Linked DNA regions of Homo sapiens: regions 1, 2, 3 and 5 are each linked to region 4. The links are chromatin contacts, found by Hi-C or POLR2A ChIA-PET in ENCODE. All regions are on one chromosome and are shown on one strand. Each heading gives the region's core, a stretch centred on a gene start or an enhancer-like site at or near the end of the contact. The rest is flanking DNA. Distances are from core to core; before and after follow the strand shown. Region 1 holds the start of FAAP20 (FA core complex associated protein 20). Region 2 overlaps SKI (SKI proto-oncogene). Region 3 holds the start of SKI (SKI proto-oncogene). Region 4 holds the start of GNB1-DT (GNB1 divergent transcript). Region 5 holds the start of MMP23B (matrix metallopeptidase 23B).

The links. A loop is a pair of places that touch in the nucleus more often than their neighbours do. ChIA-PET counts read pairs that join two places held with the same protein, here RNA polymerase II (POLR2A). Pooled maps may share reads with other maps.
Region 1: a pooled map shows a loop between it and region 4 (3-fold over the local background). The contact joins the promoter of FAAP20 here to the promoter of GNB1-DT in region 4. A Hi-C loop is called at or near these places in 1 of 168 maps with a recorded cell type or tissue (B cell), 9 of 37 single-sample maps with no recorded cell type and 12 of 50 pooled maps. POLR2A ChIA-PET finds 5 or more read pairs at or near these places in 6 of 52 experiments (BJ, CD4-positive, alpha-beta T cell, HEK293 and 3 more).
Region 2: a pooled map shows a loop between it and region 4 (3-fold over the local background). The contact joins the enhancer-like site here to the promoter of GNB1-DT in region 4. A Hi-C loop is called at or near these places in 1 of 37 single-sample maps with no recorded cell type and 8 of 50 pooled maps. POLR2A ChIA-PET finds 5 or more read pairs at or near these places in 2 of 52 experiments (GM12878 and activated T-cell).
Region 3: a pooled map shows a loop between it and region 4 (14-fold over the local background). The contact joins the promoter of SKI here to the promoter of GNB1-DT in region 4. A Hi-C loop is called at or near these places in 7 of 50 pooled maps. POLR2A ChIA-PET finds 5 or more read pairs at or near these places in 4 of 52 experiments (CD4-positive, alpha-beta T cell, GM10248, MCF 10A and 1 more).
Region 5: a pooled map shows a loop between it and region 4 (6-fold over the local background). The contact joins the promoter of MMP23B here to the promoter of GNB1-DT in region 4. A Hi-C loop is called at or near these places in 1 of 168 maps with a recorded cell type or tissue (CD8-positive, alpha-beta T cell), 5 of 37 single-sample maps with no recorded cell type and 7 of 50 pooled maps. POLR2A ChIA-PET finds 5 or more read pairs at or near these places in 6 of 52 experiments (B cell, H1, HEK293T and 3 more).

Annotation. Positions count from the first base shown.
Region 1 is chr1:2,193,381-2,196,080 of GRCh38, reverse strand. FAAP20 (FA core complex associated protein 20) reads left to right here and starts at 1,309. Exons shown (of 4, transcript NM_182533.4): 1 at 1,309-1,393; 2 at 1,948-2,083; 3 at 2,171-2,442. The coding sequence starts at 1,332. RefSeq lists an enhancer at 1-341 and silencers at 975-1,454, 1,465-1,554.
Region 2 is chr1:2,289,326-2,292,025 of GRCh38, reverse strand. The region is part of intron 1 of SKI (SKI proto-oncogene); the gene reads right to left. Among named protein-coding and RNA genes, the nearest start is that of SKI, 62 kb to the right of the region's middle. RefSeq lists an enhancer at 514-563. Within about 2 kb of position 1,250, at least 32 of the 41 ENCODE cell types and tissues checked have a DNase peak (open chromatin) inside an H3K27ac peak, as active enhancers do.
Region 3 is chr1:2,227,028-2,229,727 of GRCh38, reverse strand. It overlaps SKI (SKI proto-oncogene), which reads right to left and starts at 1,409. Exons shown (of 7, transcript NM_003036.4): 1 at 1-1,409. The coding sequence starts at 961. RefSeq lists a silencer at 1,579-2,348 and an enhancer at 2,668-2,700.
Region 4 is chr1:1,889,918-1,892,617 of GRCh38, reverse strand. GNB1-DT (GNB1 divergent transcript) reads right to left here and starts at 1,438. Exons shown (of 2, transcript NR_168264.1): 1 at 1,235-1,438; 2 at 1-718. It overlaps GNB1 (G protein subunit beta 1), which reads left to right and starts at 1,531. Exons shown (of 12, transcript NM_002074.5): 1 at 1,531-1,798. RefSeq lists silencers at 747-996, 1,057-1,156, 1,277-1,466, 2,027-2,216.
Region 5 is chr1:1,630,923-1,633,622 of GRCh38, reverse strand. It overlaps MMP23B (matrix metallopeptidase 23B), which reads right to left and starts at 1,450. Exons shown (of 8, transcript NM_006983.2): 1 at 1,249-1,450; 2 at 710-840; 3 at 503-642; 4 at 268-435. The coding sequence starts at 1,404. It overlaps LOC124903821 (a long non-coding RNA gene), which reads left to right and starts at 1,837. Exons shown (of 3, transcript XR_007065352.1): 1 at 1,837-1,978. RefSeq lists an enhancer at 1-743.

The sequences.
Region 1 (2,700 bases), core at 60-2,559, 300 kb before region 4:
TGCAGAGACCCCACGGCTGGGCTTCTCTCGCCTGAGAGCAGGCCCAGCCACAGGCTACCTCCCACAGGGCCCCCTGAGACCACACGGCCTGCAGCAGCTCCCCCAGGCCCCCTCCCCCTGCCCGGGCAGCACTCAGCGCTGCATCTCCATCTGCTCACTCAAGTCGAAGGGCCTGGGGGTTGGTGCCTCCATCTTGTTCTGCTGGGGGCCTCCAGCATCTAGAGCAGGAAGGTGTGCGGAAGAAAACCACTCATGCAGGGAGAGGGGGACCTCCCAGTCCAGGCCCTGCTGCTGACCCTTTCCCTGAACACCAACCTATGGCCTCCAGGCTGGGGCCCCTTGAAGGACGGTGGGCCACTCGGGTGGCCTGGGTTCAGGGCCGGGCTCCACAGCTGAGTTCTGGAGGGAGGGCACAGACGACTGGGGGCTGGGAGGGGCCAGGTGAGGGGTAGGAACAGCCAGGGAGCCCTGCAGGAGGGGTGCCCAGCATAGCCCCAAAGCTGCTGGGGCTGGGCAGGGCAGAAACTGCCAAGGAGTCCCAGAGCCCTGAGTGGCGTCTGGCGAGGGCCCCTGACCCTGATCTCTGTAGACCCCACTCCTTCCGTGAGGGTGGCAGCCACTCCAGGGCCCAGCAGGGCCAAGGGAGAGGCAAGTGGCCTGGGCCCATGGGGCACTGGGCACAGCCAAGTGTGGCACCAGGGTGCCTGGGCGGCTGCTGCCACCACGTGGCCGACTTTGAGGTCGCAGAGCCCGGGGTCCAGGCAGGAAAGCCCCTCAGCTGCCCCCAGGGCCCTGGCCCAGGCCCCTGAGGCCCAAGTGAGCCACCTGGACTTTGTCACTTCGCCTCTGGTTTCTTGGTTAAGGAGCTTGAGTTCCCCGCCTTTTGTAAAGAAACGGTGGTGGCGACGGCGGATTTCAAGCTTTATTTACTCCTGGAATGGTCCTGGGAGGAGAGGCGGCTCCGCAGAGCCGGAAACGGGGGCGGGAGCTGTTGGGTGCAGCCGGGAGGAGGCAGTGCCGGGGCGGGCCGGGCAGCCATCGGGGTAACGGAGGGGGCTCCGGCCCGGGGGCTGCCCGGACGGGAAAGGGGACACGGGCGGGGCTCCCCCACCTGGGCCCCCCACCCTCACGCCAGGCCCCCCTGTGCGGTGCAGGACGAAGGAACCCTGGCCTCAGTTTCCCTACAGGCTGGGATCAGGGCCCCTGGGGTTCCGACTGTCTCGGAGGGGGGCGGCCTCGCTGCAGAGGTCTGGAGGCGGGGCCGGGGCGGGGGCGGGGCCTGGAGGGGCGGGGGCGGGGCTTGCGCTCACTTCCGCCCGGCGCGGGCTTGGATGGAGGCGGCGCGGAGGCCGCGGCTGGGGTTGAGCCGCCGGAGGCCGCGCCCGGCGGGCGGGTGAGGCCGGGAGCCGGGCGGGGGCGCGGCCGGTTTTCCCGCTCCCACGTGCTTCCCGGCGCCCCCGCGGGCCTCCCGCTCTATTCTCCCCCTGGGGAGGGCTCCCTGCCCCCGGGCCCGGCCCCCACGCCCGTCGCCCCACCCCGCGCCGCCATTCAGCGCCCGCCTTGAGCCCCCACCCCACGCCGAGCTTCCCCCGCGCCGCCCCAGGCCCTCCCGCGCCTCTCCCATCATCGCGTCTCCCCTGAGCACCCCCCATCTAACCCTCTACCTTCCCCAGGCCCTCCGCAATCTCCCCAACCATCGCCTCATCCCGCTGAGGACCCCATATTTCCACCCACCCACCCCGCTCCCCCACCCCCAGTACCCCTCATCTCCGCACTGTCTGCCCCAGCAGCCCTTCCCCCAACCCTGCCGGCCACCTCCCGCACCATCGAATTTCCCTCTAGTACCCCCCATCTCCCCGCTCTCTCTGCCCCAGGCCCTCCCGGGTCTCCCCACCATAGCGTTTCCGCTACTGAGTACCCCCTGTCTGCCCTCTCTGTCTGCCCCAGGCCTTCTGGCGGCCGCCCCTGGTTTCTCCTGGGGGGTGATGAGCGGGAGCGGCTCTGGGCCGAGCTACTGCGCACGGTGAGCCCGGAGCTGATCCTGGATCACGAGGTGCCTTCACTGCCCGCCTTCCCAGGACAGGTGTGCCCACTGGGCCCATCTTAGCGATGAAGGGGTTTCCAGGGCGGGAGCCATCGCTGGGCAAGGCCCAACAACTCTGTGTTGCAGGAGCCCAGGTGCGGCCCGGAGCCCACTGAAGTCTTCACTGTCGGACCCAAGACCTTTTCCTGGACACCCTTTCCGCCGGACCTGTGGGGCCCGGGCCGTTCCTACCGGCTGCTTCACGGGGCAGGAGGGCACCTGGAATCCCCCGCCAGGTCCCTGCCCCAGCGCCCGGCACCTGATCCCTGCAGGGCCCCCAGGGTGGAGCAGCAGCCGTCTGTGGAGGGTGCCGCGGCCCTGCGCAGCTGCCCCATGTGCCAGAAGGAGTTCGCCCCCAGGTGAGTAGGCCACCCCTGCGCCCGGCCCGGTTATCCATCCGTGTTTGGAAACCACAGCCGTTCAGAAGGTCAAGAGGTGGCCGAGCTCAGCGCTGGCTTTTAAAGCCCTGTTTCACACTGGAAAGGTGGCCCAGTGCTGTGGCCTGGCATGTCCAGGTGGCTCTCTGTCACGGGTCTGGGGTCCACCTGCTTGCCGTGCTCTGTGGGCAGGGCAGGCTGGGGGCCCACAGAACAGCACAGAAGGAAGGCTGGGAGCAC
Region 2 (2,700 bases), core at 1-2,500, 400 kb before region 4:
TTTGTAAGTGCCATTAATATTTCACACATGATAATTCACTTTTCATATTGGGCTTAAATTAACCTATTTTCTGATTATTGTGGCACAGAGGAAACAGATTGAATCTGCAAGACAACCCCAAGCCCCAAAATGAAGTGAGAATACCAGCTTTAAAGGTTCACTCGGATTTTTCTTTCGCTTAAGTAGGTCATCTTTGCTGTTACTTTAGCGCTGTTGATGACAAAAAGCCAAATCTTTCTAAGGAAACTGAGTAGCAATTAGTAGCGCTCCCTCGGGGCCTTGGCACTGGCCCTCTTCCTCATGCCCCAGGGGGCCCCCCCACAATGCCAGAGCCAAGGGGCATCAAAACACAAAGACCCATCCATCCAGGGGGGAAGGTGCTGGAAGGAGGGTGGGGGCTGCAGAGACTGAGGGGGTGGGGGAGGGCCCAGCTTCTGTTCTGGTCCAGCTGCTGTCCCGGGGAGGGCTCCCTCTGCAGCCCCAACCTTGCTGGGGTTCTCCTGGGACCTCGGTCTGAGGCGTCCACCAGGGGCCAATGGCCAGGCAGTGCTGCCATGGGCTCCATGACGACCCTAGATGTGTGTGCTGACCCCGGGAAGTCTGGCCCCACTCTTCTCACCCTCCCCATCCAGCCTGAGCCCTGCACTCAGCCTCGAACCACAGACCCCAGATTTGAAACCAGCCTGATGACACTGGGGCCGACCACAAAGGAGTGGCCACACAGCCCTGCAAAACCTCACTTTCGGAATCCGAAAATTAGCCAGAGGTCCCCCAGGGGACACACTGGGGCGAATGTATCGTTCTTTTCCTCCGATGCTACTGAAGGTAAATGCTGAAATAGCTTAAAAGAATAAACAGACTCCCAAGAACAGCAAGCTGGCATGAGCATCCCCAGCGCCTGCATTCGCAGCTCGTCTGGGTCCCCTCGCTGCTTCAGTTCTGGGGTGAGGGTGAACGGGGTCTGCTCCCTCCCCGGACGCTCCTGCCAGCGACTGGCTGGTGGGAGGCGCGGCCCGTAATGGCCGCCTGGCTGCCTGCCACCCTCGCCAAAGATTGAGGGAGACAAACAGGCCTTTCCATCCAGAATGAGAGGAAACGCTGCAGAAAGAGAAAAATGCGGAACACAGAAGCGGCACAGGATGCTGCGGTCGCGGTTCTTGGAAGGCTGATTCACCAAGAATCGGACTCAATTAAGAGTGTTTCGTAAGAGCGGCAGGAGGGGGTGACAATGCGTCCTGCCATCCCCGGCTTTACAGGACGGCTCCGCAAGCCCAACCCTCACCCAAGCGCTAGCTGGGGCAGAAGGGGCCCTCAGACCAGTGAAGTATCTCAGCAGGTGCCCTCTTCCTCCTCCTCCTCCTGCCTACAAGACCTCAAACCACAGAAGGCATCGCTTGCCCCCAGCGCTGGCCCAGACACACGGCAGCGCACAGAAAACTCTGGGGGAGCCCCTGATGAGGTCAGAAGCTCTGACGACCCCAGCCCACCCGCCAACTGTTGTTCTGGGGCTGGTCTCTCTCCCCTGGTGTCTGGAAGCAAAGGCCCTGGGGCCTCATCTCAGATGCCCAGAAACACGTGCAGCACCAAACAGCCAGAGAGGTGCTCAGGCTGAGCAGTGCAGGGTGGCGGCTGTGTCCCCTCAGTTCCCAAGTGTCCCGCACAGAAGGCTGGCCTACCCCCAATCAGCTCACATCCACACTGCAGTCAAGAGTCCCCATCACAGCCACACCCTCACAGCTGCTCCCTGCCTGTGCCCTGGAGGCCCTCTCAAGAGGCTGAGAAGTAGCCTCTTCCCAGGAGCCCCGGGACTTGCCTGGGGCAAAGGCTCTGCCGGGGGCAGCCCAGGGCTGCCCTGCCTGATCTCTTAAGACCAAGGACTCCACCCCTTACAACCAACATCACCCTTGCCTTACCGACTCCCTCCCCACTCTAGGAACATCCCTGACCAACAGGGACCCCCGGCGCCACACAAGAGGGCAAGGGTCTCTGTGCTAGGGCACAAACAGCCATCCTAAGACCTTGAGGAAAGACTCCAAGGAGGGGGCTGTGGAGGTGGCATGTCCTGGAGCAACGTGGCCTGGAGGCGCCTCCTGCACCCCCTCTGTGGAGTGGCAAGCACCCCATGCTCACCCTGGCCAGGCCACCCCTTCCCTCTGCCCAGTCAGCCCAGCCAGGTGCTGCCCAGAGGGAGGCCAGGCCAGCCAGGCTCTTGGTGGAAGAGGACAACCCCTTCTCTGCTGTTTCCAAACCTCATCAGGGACGTCAACCCAGATGCTGCTGTGGGGCCAAACTGAGAGCTGTGGTCATCTCAAAAGGCTGGACAAGAAGCACACGGTGGGCTCGGGGGAGGGGAGAGCCGCTACAGCCAGCCCCGGGAGCACGACCTGTGCTGCACCCCCACCCCCACGATCTTGGTTCTCCTGCCCTGCCCTGCACCCCCCCACCCCCACGATCTTGGTTCTCCTGCCCTGCCCTGCACCCCCACCCCGATCTTGGTTCTCCTGCCCTGCCCTGCACCCCCCCACCCCCACGATCTTGGTTCTCCTGCCCTGCCCTGCGCGGGGCTCGGGGTTGGTGTAGCTCTGCAGTGCCACATTTGATCTTAGAGGAGGGGCCTCACAAAGTGGCCACGTGGTGACCAGCCCTCGAAGACTGGCTGGCAGGAGAGGTGGCCTGTAATGGGCATCTGGCCGCCTGCCA
Region 3 (2,700 bases), core at 160-2,659, 340 kb before region 4:
CCCGCCGCTTGTACTTGTTGCCATAGTCGAATTTCTCCTTCACGTCGTCCAGGCAGCGGCCGAGGCGCGCCTGCTCCTCCTTGCCCGTGTAATCCTGGCTCAGCAGGATGTAGGCCCGCCAGTTGGCCGAGTCGAAGCCCCAGTGGCAGGTCCGGTTCTCCAGGGCCTTGTGCGAGTGCACCACGAACTTGTGCGGCGGGTACATGAGGCGGCAGTCCAGGCACTGGATGCAGGCGGCGCTCGGGCTGCTGTAGAGCTCGGGCACCAGCAGCCCCTTACACTTGCCGAAGCACTCGTGGTACACGCGGACGCTGCGCTCGCTGAGCTCCAGGCCCAGCGCCAGGCTGGCGGCCAGCTCCTTCTTGCAGGGCGGCGGGTAGGCGCCGCCGTAGAGCAGCGCGTTGCACAGGCGCTCGGCGTCCGTCTTGGTGATGAGCCCGCACGAGGGCGCCGAGAAGGGCAGGATGCCCATGACTTTGAGGATCTCCAGCTGGTCGGCCGTGCAGCGCGAGCAGTAGATGTGGAGCTCGTCGCACACCGCGTTGATCTGCTGCAGCGAGAAGTCGCGCAGCACCGAGTTGAGAATCTGCGGCAGACACAGGCGCTTCTCGCCTCCCACCACGAAGCACGAGATGGTCTCGCCTTCCAGTACGGTCTCGCAGCGCTCGGTGGAGCGGTCGGACGGCATGAAGAAGGGCCCGGGCAGCACGGGCGGCGGCGGCTGGATGGCGGGCAGGTGCAGCACGGGCGGCGGCTCGGTGGCTGCGGGCACCGGCGCCGGCACCGCGGCCGCGCCCGCCTCCTTGGCGCTCTCCTTCTTGTAGGCCTCCTGCGCCCAGCGCGCCGAGAAAGCGGCCGGGCCGCCCAGCGAGCTCATGGAGCTCAGGTGGAACTGCTCCAGCGTCTTCTGCAGCCCCGGGTGCGGCTGGAAACAGCCGCGGCCGCCTGCCGCCGCCTCCATGGTGCGCTCCGGCTCCCCCGGCCGCTCCCGCTCCCGCGCGCCCGGGCCCCCCCGGCCCCCGCCGCCGCCCCGCGCGCCCCGGCGGCGCCCGCGGCCCCGACCCCGGCCGCCCCCCGCCGCCGGCTCACGGCCGATCACGGCCGCGGCCTCGCCCGGGGGCGCGAAGGGGAAGGCGGGCGGGGCGAAGGGGTCCCGCCGCTGGAGCCCGCCGCCGCCCGGGCCCGGCGCCACATCCACGCGCCCCGCGCCGCGCCCGCCGCCGCCCGGGCCCCCCGCGCGTCCCCCGCGCGCCCCCCGGGCTCTAGGCGCGGGGCATGCCCCGGCGCGCGCCGCCAACGCCAACGCCAACGCTCGCGGGCCCGGGGCTCGCGGGGGGCGCGCGGGCAGGTGCCGGCGCCGCGAGGCGCGAATCGCCGCGGCGGCCGAGGCCGAGGGGCCCGGGAGGAGCGGGGGCGCGGGCGCGGGGCCCGCCGGGCCGTCCTCGCGCGGCGCGCCGCCGCCGCCCCGCTCCTCCCACCGCGAGGCGCCCGCCCGGCTCGTCCCGGCGGCGCTGGCCGGCCGCGTCGCGCCCGCCGCCGGCCCCCGGCCCGCCCGCCCGCCGGCTCCGCGGCCCGCCCGCCCGGCTTCCGGGGCGGCGGAGGCGCCTCTCGCCCGCGGCCCTCAGAGCGCGGCGGCGGCGCGGGGCTCGGGGCGCTCGGCGCACATCCTCCCGGCGGCTCGCTCCGGCTCGGACTGAGCGCCCGGCGCTGAGCTCACGCCGCCGCCGCGCCGCCCCGCCCCGCGCCGCCCGCTCCGCCCCGCGCCGGCCCCGCCCCCCGCGCTGTTTGTTGCCGTGCGTCCGCCTCAGCCCTAGCGCTGGCCAAGAATGTGACCCGCTCCCCAGCCGGGCTCTTCCAGGAACGCGCGCTCCCCGCCCGGACTCGGCCGCGCTCGGCTCCGCTCGCCCGGGACTCGGCCACGCTCGGACCCGCCCTGCCATGACTCGGCTCCGCTCGGCCGGGACTCGGCTACGCTCGGCCATGCTCGACTCCGCTCGGCCCCGCTCGGCCCCGCCCGCCGAGGGCCGCTGGGCGCGGGCGGAGGCGGAGGCGGCGGTGGCGCCCGGGGCCCCCCTTCCGGCCGAGGCCGCTTCCTGCGCCGCTGGGAAGGCGCCCGTCTCGCCGCCGTCGGGGCCCAGAAACCCACAGGCCCCCGCCACGACCGCAAACCAGCTGGGGGCGGCCGGGGGGCCACGCCACGCACCCGGGGTTCTCCCAGGGTGGGACACCACACAGCGGGGAGGCCCCGGACGCCTCTGGGGTCCCACACACTACCGGGACGCCACACGGTGACCTGGGGTCCCACACACGAGGGGGACAGCGGCCACGCCCAGGGACCCTGCGCCGAGACGGGCACCGCGTCGCGTGACCCTGGCGGCGCAGCCCGGCGGCCCCCGCTGCGCCGTGGCCGGTGGCTCGGTGGCCGAGTGTCCGCGGCTCCCGGCCGCGCCGGCCCCGCCCCGCCCGCCGGCCCCTGGCGGAGTGTCCCTGCTGCGCGGGCCGGGGGCTTCGGGCCTGGGAGGGGCGGCGCCCGGTGCCCCAGACGCAGCCGGTCTGCCAGCCACTCCTGCCAGGTGGCTTATCAGGACTTCGGCCCCGCGGGGCCCGGCGTTCGGGCCGGCGAGACCCCTGACCTCCGCCCCGGGGCCGTGGAGCGCTGAGACGTCTTTCGGGGTCGGATCGGCCGGCCCTCCACGCCTG
Region 4 (2,700 bases), core at 189-2,688:
ATCCCGGGCTCTGCATGACATTCTCCCACAATGAACCAGGCTGCAGCAGAAATAGCTGGGTTCAGGCTGGGGCAGGGAGAATACAACAGGGCCCTGGAGCATCTCGTGCCAGAAAGAAAGGGCTCCAGAAATGATGCGGACAGGTGAAGTGGGAGGGAGAGAGAAGGGTGGCAAGGCGTGGGTTCCCTGTCTGGTGGAGGCTCCCCTAGGTAGGGGGAAGCGCGTGGCACGGAGGGCAGGTGGCGGACGCATCTGGAAGCCGCACTTACTGTGTGTCCACTTTCTCACACAAGCACCATGCACACAAAACAAGAAGGAAAACGTCAGCTGAGAGAGGCGGGTGGTGTCCCAGGGTGTGGAGAGAGTAGAAGGTGGGAAATAGGTGTTGGAGGTGGCATGGCCCCTTGAGGTTGTGGCCCTGGTTGAGGGGAGGCCCAGTGGATGAGGTTGGGTCTCTCTCCCCTTCAGCTGTGCTGGTGCAGGCCTGGAGGAAAACGGACGCCAGGTTTGGTGTGGAAGGGGAGCTCGGAGGCGATGAAGGCCCAGGCAGGTGGAAGGTGGTGGTTGAGGACCGGGGAGCAGGGCGCTGGCTGGGGAGAGGCAGAGTGAAGAAGCCGAGGGTGAGGGGCAGCCGGAACTCAGCTGGAAAGACAGCAGGAGGCGGTGGGCGCAGGGGCGGGTTCCATGGACGTTCTGGAGGCTTCTGAGGACACCAAGCCTGGAAGCCAGGACATGTGGCCTTCTTGACTTCGTTCCCCTTCCTCACCTGGAGGTCTCCAGTCCCCGCTGTCCACTGCTCAGCGGCATGGGAGGAGTCCGCGGCCTTACCCCGACACTCCCGCCCACCGGCCCCCGCCCCTGCCAGGCGGCCCTGCTCGCAGCAGCGCGAGGAGCCACGGGGTGCTGCCCTCCTCCGCAGCCCGAGGCCCACTTCACACGCACTGAGCCCAAGCGCGAGTCTCTGCCCGTCAGCCGCGTCTGAGCTCGCCGCAGTCCCTGCTTGAGAGGCCGGGGGGCACCTGCGCCTGCCCGGGACCCTGACCTGCTAGCGGGGCCTGTTGCCTCCTCTGCAGGAAGCGATCTCGCCCGCGGTGCCCCCACCCGCCCCGTCCCCGGAGGGACCGCCCCCGCCCGCGGCCTTCCCGCCCCTGCCCTGTCGCTTGAGTGCCCCCCGCCCGCCGTTACCCCACCCCCGCCCCTGGAGGAGCCCCCGCCCACGGTTACCCAACCTTACCCTGTCCCCGGAGGGCTCCACGCCCGCGTTCCCCCCGCCCCATCCCAACTCCGAGGGTCCACTGCCCCGGTCCCCATCCCGCCCGGTCCCCGCAGGGCCGGGCCGCCGGGGGTCTCCCGGGGCAGCGGTACCCGAAGGCAGCAGCACGGCCCCTTTAAGCCGCTCGGACACGCGCTCGGGGCCCGATGCGGTTTGGACGCGCACAGGCGTGCGCGTGCCCGTCGGGCCTGGCGAGCGCGCGCGACGCGCGGCGTGCGTGGTGACGCGAGCGCGTGGGGTTTTCCGAGGCTGCGGGCAGGGGCCCGCCGCGCCCATCCCGATGGCTGGAGGCGTCTGAGGGGCGGACGGAGGCGGCGGCGGCGGCGGCGGGAGCGGGAGCGGGCGGCGAGTGGGGAGCGGGGCCGGGAGTGGAGCAGCCGCCGCGGCGGGACTGGACCGAGCCTCGCCGGCGCGCACCTGCCCGCAGCGCCCGCGGAGCGCGCAGCGCGGCCCGAGCGCGACGACCTGCCGAGCGGCGGCCGAGGCGGCGGTGTGGGCGCGTCAGGCCGCGACGAGGGCGCTGAGGTGAGCGCGGCAGCCCCCAGCCCCGGACCCGGGTCCTGTTCGTCCACCCGCCCGCCCTGGGGGCGCCCGCCCCGCCCCCACCCCACCCGCCGGTCGGGGCCGCGTCTTCCTGCCCCGCCCGGGTGCGGCGGGCGGCGTCCGAAGGGGGGGCCGGGGGCTGGGGTCCGAGGTTCGGGGTGCAGGGTCGGGGTCGAGGGCGGGGTCTAGGGAGAGGAGCCGGGGTCCCAGGCCCAAGGCTGGGGGCCGAGTTTCGGCACCGGGGTGCGGGGTTGTGTGCGCCGCGGGCGCTTCCCGTGGCGGCGGCCGGGGCCCCGGGGGCGCGGGTCGGGCGGGGCCGGGCCCTGCGTGGGGAGCCGGACGTGGCTCTCGGGCCCGCGGCGCGAGAACAAAGGCCGGGCGGGCCTGCAGGCGGGGCGGTGTCGGCGGCCGGAGCCCCCGCGCGGGCCGCCTATCGGGGTGACTTTGAGGGCCGGGCGGCCGCGGGGCGCGAGCGTGGGGAAGGGGAACAATGAAATGGGGAAGCCGGGCCGCGCGCCGCGGTCGGAGTAGGGATTTAAAGCGGAAGCCGGGCGCGGCGTCGGGAAATGGGAAAATAACGGTTTCGGCCCTTTTCGCTGTGTCGAGCCGCTGAGGCAGTCGCGCTGTGGCCTCGCCCTTCTCCTGCCGAGGCCCGGGTCTGTCCGGCGCTGGCGCCCCGCGCGTGTCGACTCGAGGGTTGCGCGGACCCCGGCCCGGCCCCGCGAATGAATGGGCCCGGTGGCCGCGCCAAGATGGCGCTCCCACCGCTGCCTTTGTGGGGCGGCCGCCGCCGCGCCGAGTTTCGGGGCCCGGTTTGCGATATTCCGAAGGCCCGAAGGTGGGGGAGAGGACAGGAAATAGCACAAAGGCTGGGTGTCTTCCTC
Region 5 (2,700 bases), core at 201-2,700, 260 kb after region 4:
GAAAGATAAGAATGTTCTGGGCCCAGGCGGTGAGCTCGGCCCCCAGGAATGCAGCTCCAGCTCCCGCTCCAGAGGCGCAGGGGGATGGGAAAGGGAGTTCAGGGCTGCCGGGATGGGGGCTCCCACGGGCTCCCCTCCTTGCCTGCTAGACTCCAGTGGCAGCCACCACCCCGGAAGGTCCCTCCTGCCGTCTGCCCCAAAGCCCGACCGCGGCAGCCCACTGTGCTGCAGAGGAGAGGCCTCCAGGAGGCCAGCCTGGACGGTCACCTTTCTTCCAGCTGTAGCGCGTGGGGCCCAGGACCCAGTACTCGCTGTCGTCGAAGTGGATGCCGCCGTGCGGGGGGAAGAAGGCGTGGGCCAGCTCCCCCGTGGGGCCGTCGAAGCAGTGGTGCAGCGCGGAGACCAGGCAGTCCGTGTGGTTGATCGGGTAGAAGCCTGGGGGGAGCACGGGGCTGAGAGGCCGGGCGCGCAGGGCCGGGCCGGGGCGGGGGCGGGCGCCCACCTATCCGGAGGTCGCTGGGCTGCTCGGGGGCCACCTCGCGGAAGCTGAAGGGGGACACGTCGCTCCACATGCGGAAGGCGGCAGCTAGGGCCCGCCGCGTCTCCCGCGGGCTCAGCAGGTTCCGCGGGAAGGAGAGGATCCTGCAGGGAGAGTGAGCTCAGCGGGCGCCGGCCGCGCCCCCTCCCCCGGGGCCCAGCCAGGGCGCACCTGTAGGTGAGGTTGAAGTGGTCCCAGCGCAGCCTGGCTGGAGTCAGCGTGTAGCGGCGTCTGCGGGGGGCCAGTGGGCCCGGGACCCGGGTGGGGGGGACCGCCGAGAGGCCCAGCGCAGCGACGTCTCCCTTCAGGGAAGAAAGCGTGCGTGGGAGGCATCGGTGACGGTCCCCAGGACCAAAAACTGCCGCGGAAAATGGACTGGAAGGAAACGGGGGTGGGGGTGCCCAGGGCTGGGAGCGGGCGTGGCGGGTCCTGTCTGCCTGTGGTTTCGGGTCTCCTAACCTGAGCGCCCTGTTGCACGTCCCTGGGAACGCGGCCCAGTGGAGGGGAAGGGGCTGAACAGCAGGGCGAGGCCTCCCACCCCTCCCAACAACTGGACACAGGGGCGTCCAACCCTCCGACCTCGGGACGCACATCCGGACCCTCAAACACCCCGCACACCCCGCACACGTCCTGCGGGCCCCCCGATAGACCAGACCCACAGACGTGAGGACCCCCCCAACCCGGCACCTGGCCTCCCCCCCGCCGCTCACCTGCGCTGCGCTCCAGGCCGGCACCGCCGGGGCCCCCAGCCGGGCCAGCAGCACCAGCGCGGGGAGGAGGCACAGGGCGACCAGCGCGGCTCCAAGCCAGCGGCGCTCGACGCCTGCCCCCGGGGCCTCCGAGGGGACACGGGCCCCGCGGCCCATGGCAGACTTGCTGTGGGGCTCAGGGCTGCATGGGGCAGCAAGGCGCGGGGGCCCGGGCCGCAGAGCCTCCGGGGAGGATCCGGAGGGGAGGCAGTGGCTCGGCGGCTCGGGTTACAGCCCGGTGTGGTGGGGGGGAGGGAGACGGGGCGGGAGAGGGGGCAAGGCTGCCCCTGAAGGGAACCAGCTGGCCCGTCCGTTGGCCGAGCTGCCTGCTGTCTCCAGCCGGGGGCATGGGGACCCGCGTCCCGTGGGCCAGGGGCAGAGGCCTGGGCATGGCCTGCTGGGCGGGGTCCTCGGAGGGGGGAGCGAAGAGGGCCCCAGGCAGCCCGGGAAGGGCAGCGCCAGGGCTCCCGCTTAGGAAAGGGTAGCAGTGGGGGTCCCCAAGCCCCCACTGCTGGGCAGTGAGTGATCTGGTGGCTTTTTTCCCAAATGGAATCCTCAAAAAACCCCTGAGCCCCACATGAGCGGAGTCTCCATCCTGGCCCAGGCAGCTGAGCTGGGCCGCAGGAGACGCGTCGCTCGCCTGACAGTGTCCCCGAGAGCTGGGAGGGGATGGCCGGATGGGGACGTGGCAGTGAGTATGGGGCGGTGGAGGGGGAGGCGGGGAGGGGGTGCGTGGGTAGGCAAGGGCCGCGGAGGGTGCCAGGTTGCGGGGCGGAGGGAGGGAACTTGCCAGGGTCTCCCGGGGAGCCGGGAAGGGGCGGGCCCTGGCTGCGGGAAGCCCCGTGGAGGGTAGCGCGTGAGGTGGAGGGTGTGTGGCTCCTAAATCCCCGGCTAGGCCCCAGCAAAGGGGAGAGGGAGACGGGAGGGACGGGAAACGGAGCTAAGCGCCGGGCCTGGAGGTCTGGACCGGTCCTGATTGGGGGCGGGGGCGGGGAGCTCGGAGACCCAAAGGTTCGACGGGGCGGCCGGCGTCCAGGCGCGAGCGGCTCTGGGCTGGGACCGAGACCGGGCACCGGCGTCCCGCGGGGCGGGGGTGGGGGATTGGGCAGAGGAGCAGGAGATTCCGAGCCAGACCGGCCTGTGTCTGTCTCGTCCCTCCCCGTTTTCCGCGCCGGCGTCGGGCCCAGGGTGACGGCAGCCCGGCCAACGGGGTCAGCGCCAAGCAGCTGGCGGCGGCCGCGGGCGGTTCTTGGAAAGCGCGAGAGGCTGGGCCTGGCCGCCGTATTTGCTCCGACACCGCCCCCCGCCCCCCCAGCTCGTCACCCCGCCTGCGTGCGCCCGGCCCCCAGACCCTGCCTGGGACGCCCCCCAACTAACTCCCTGCTGGGACGGGACCCCACAGCCCTGGGGAGT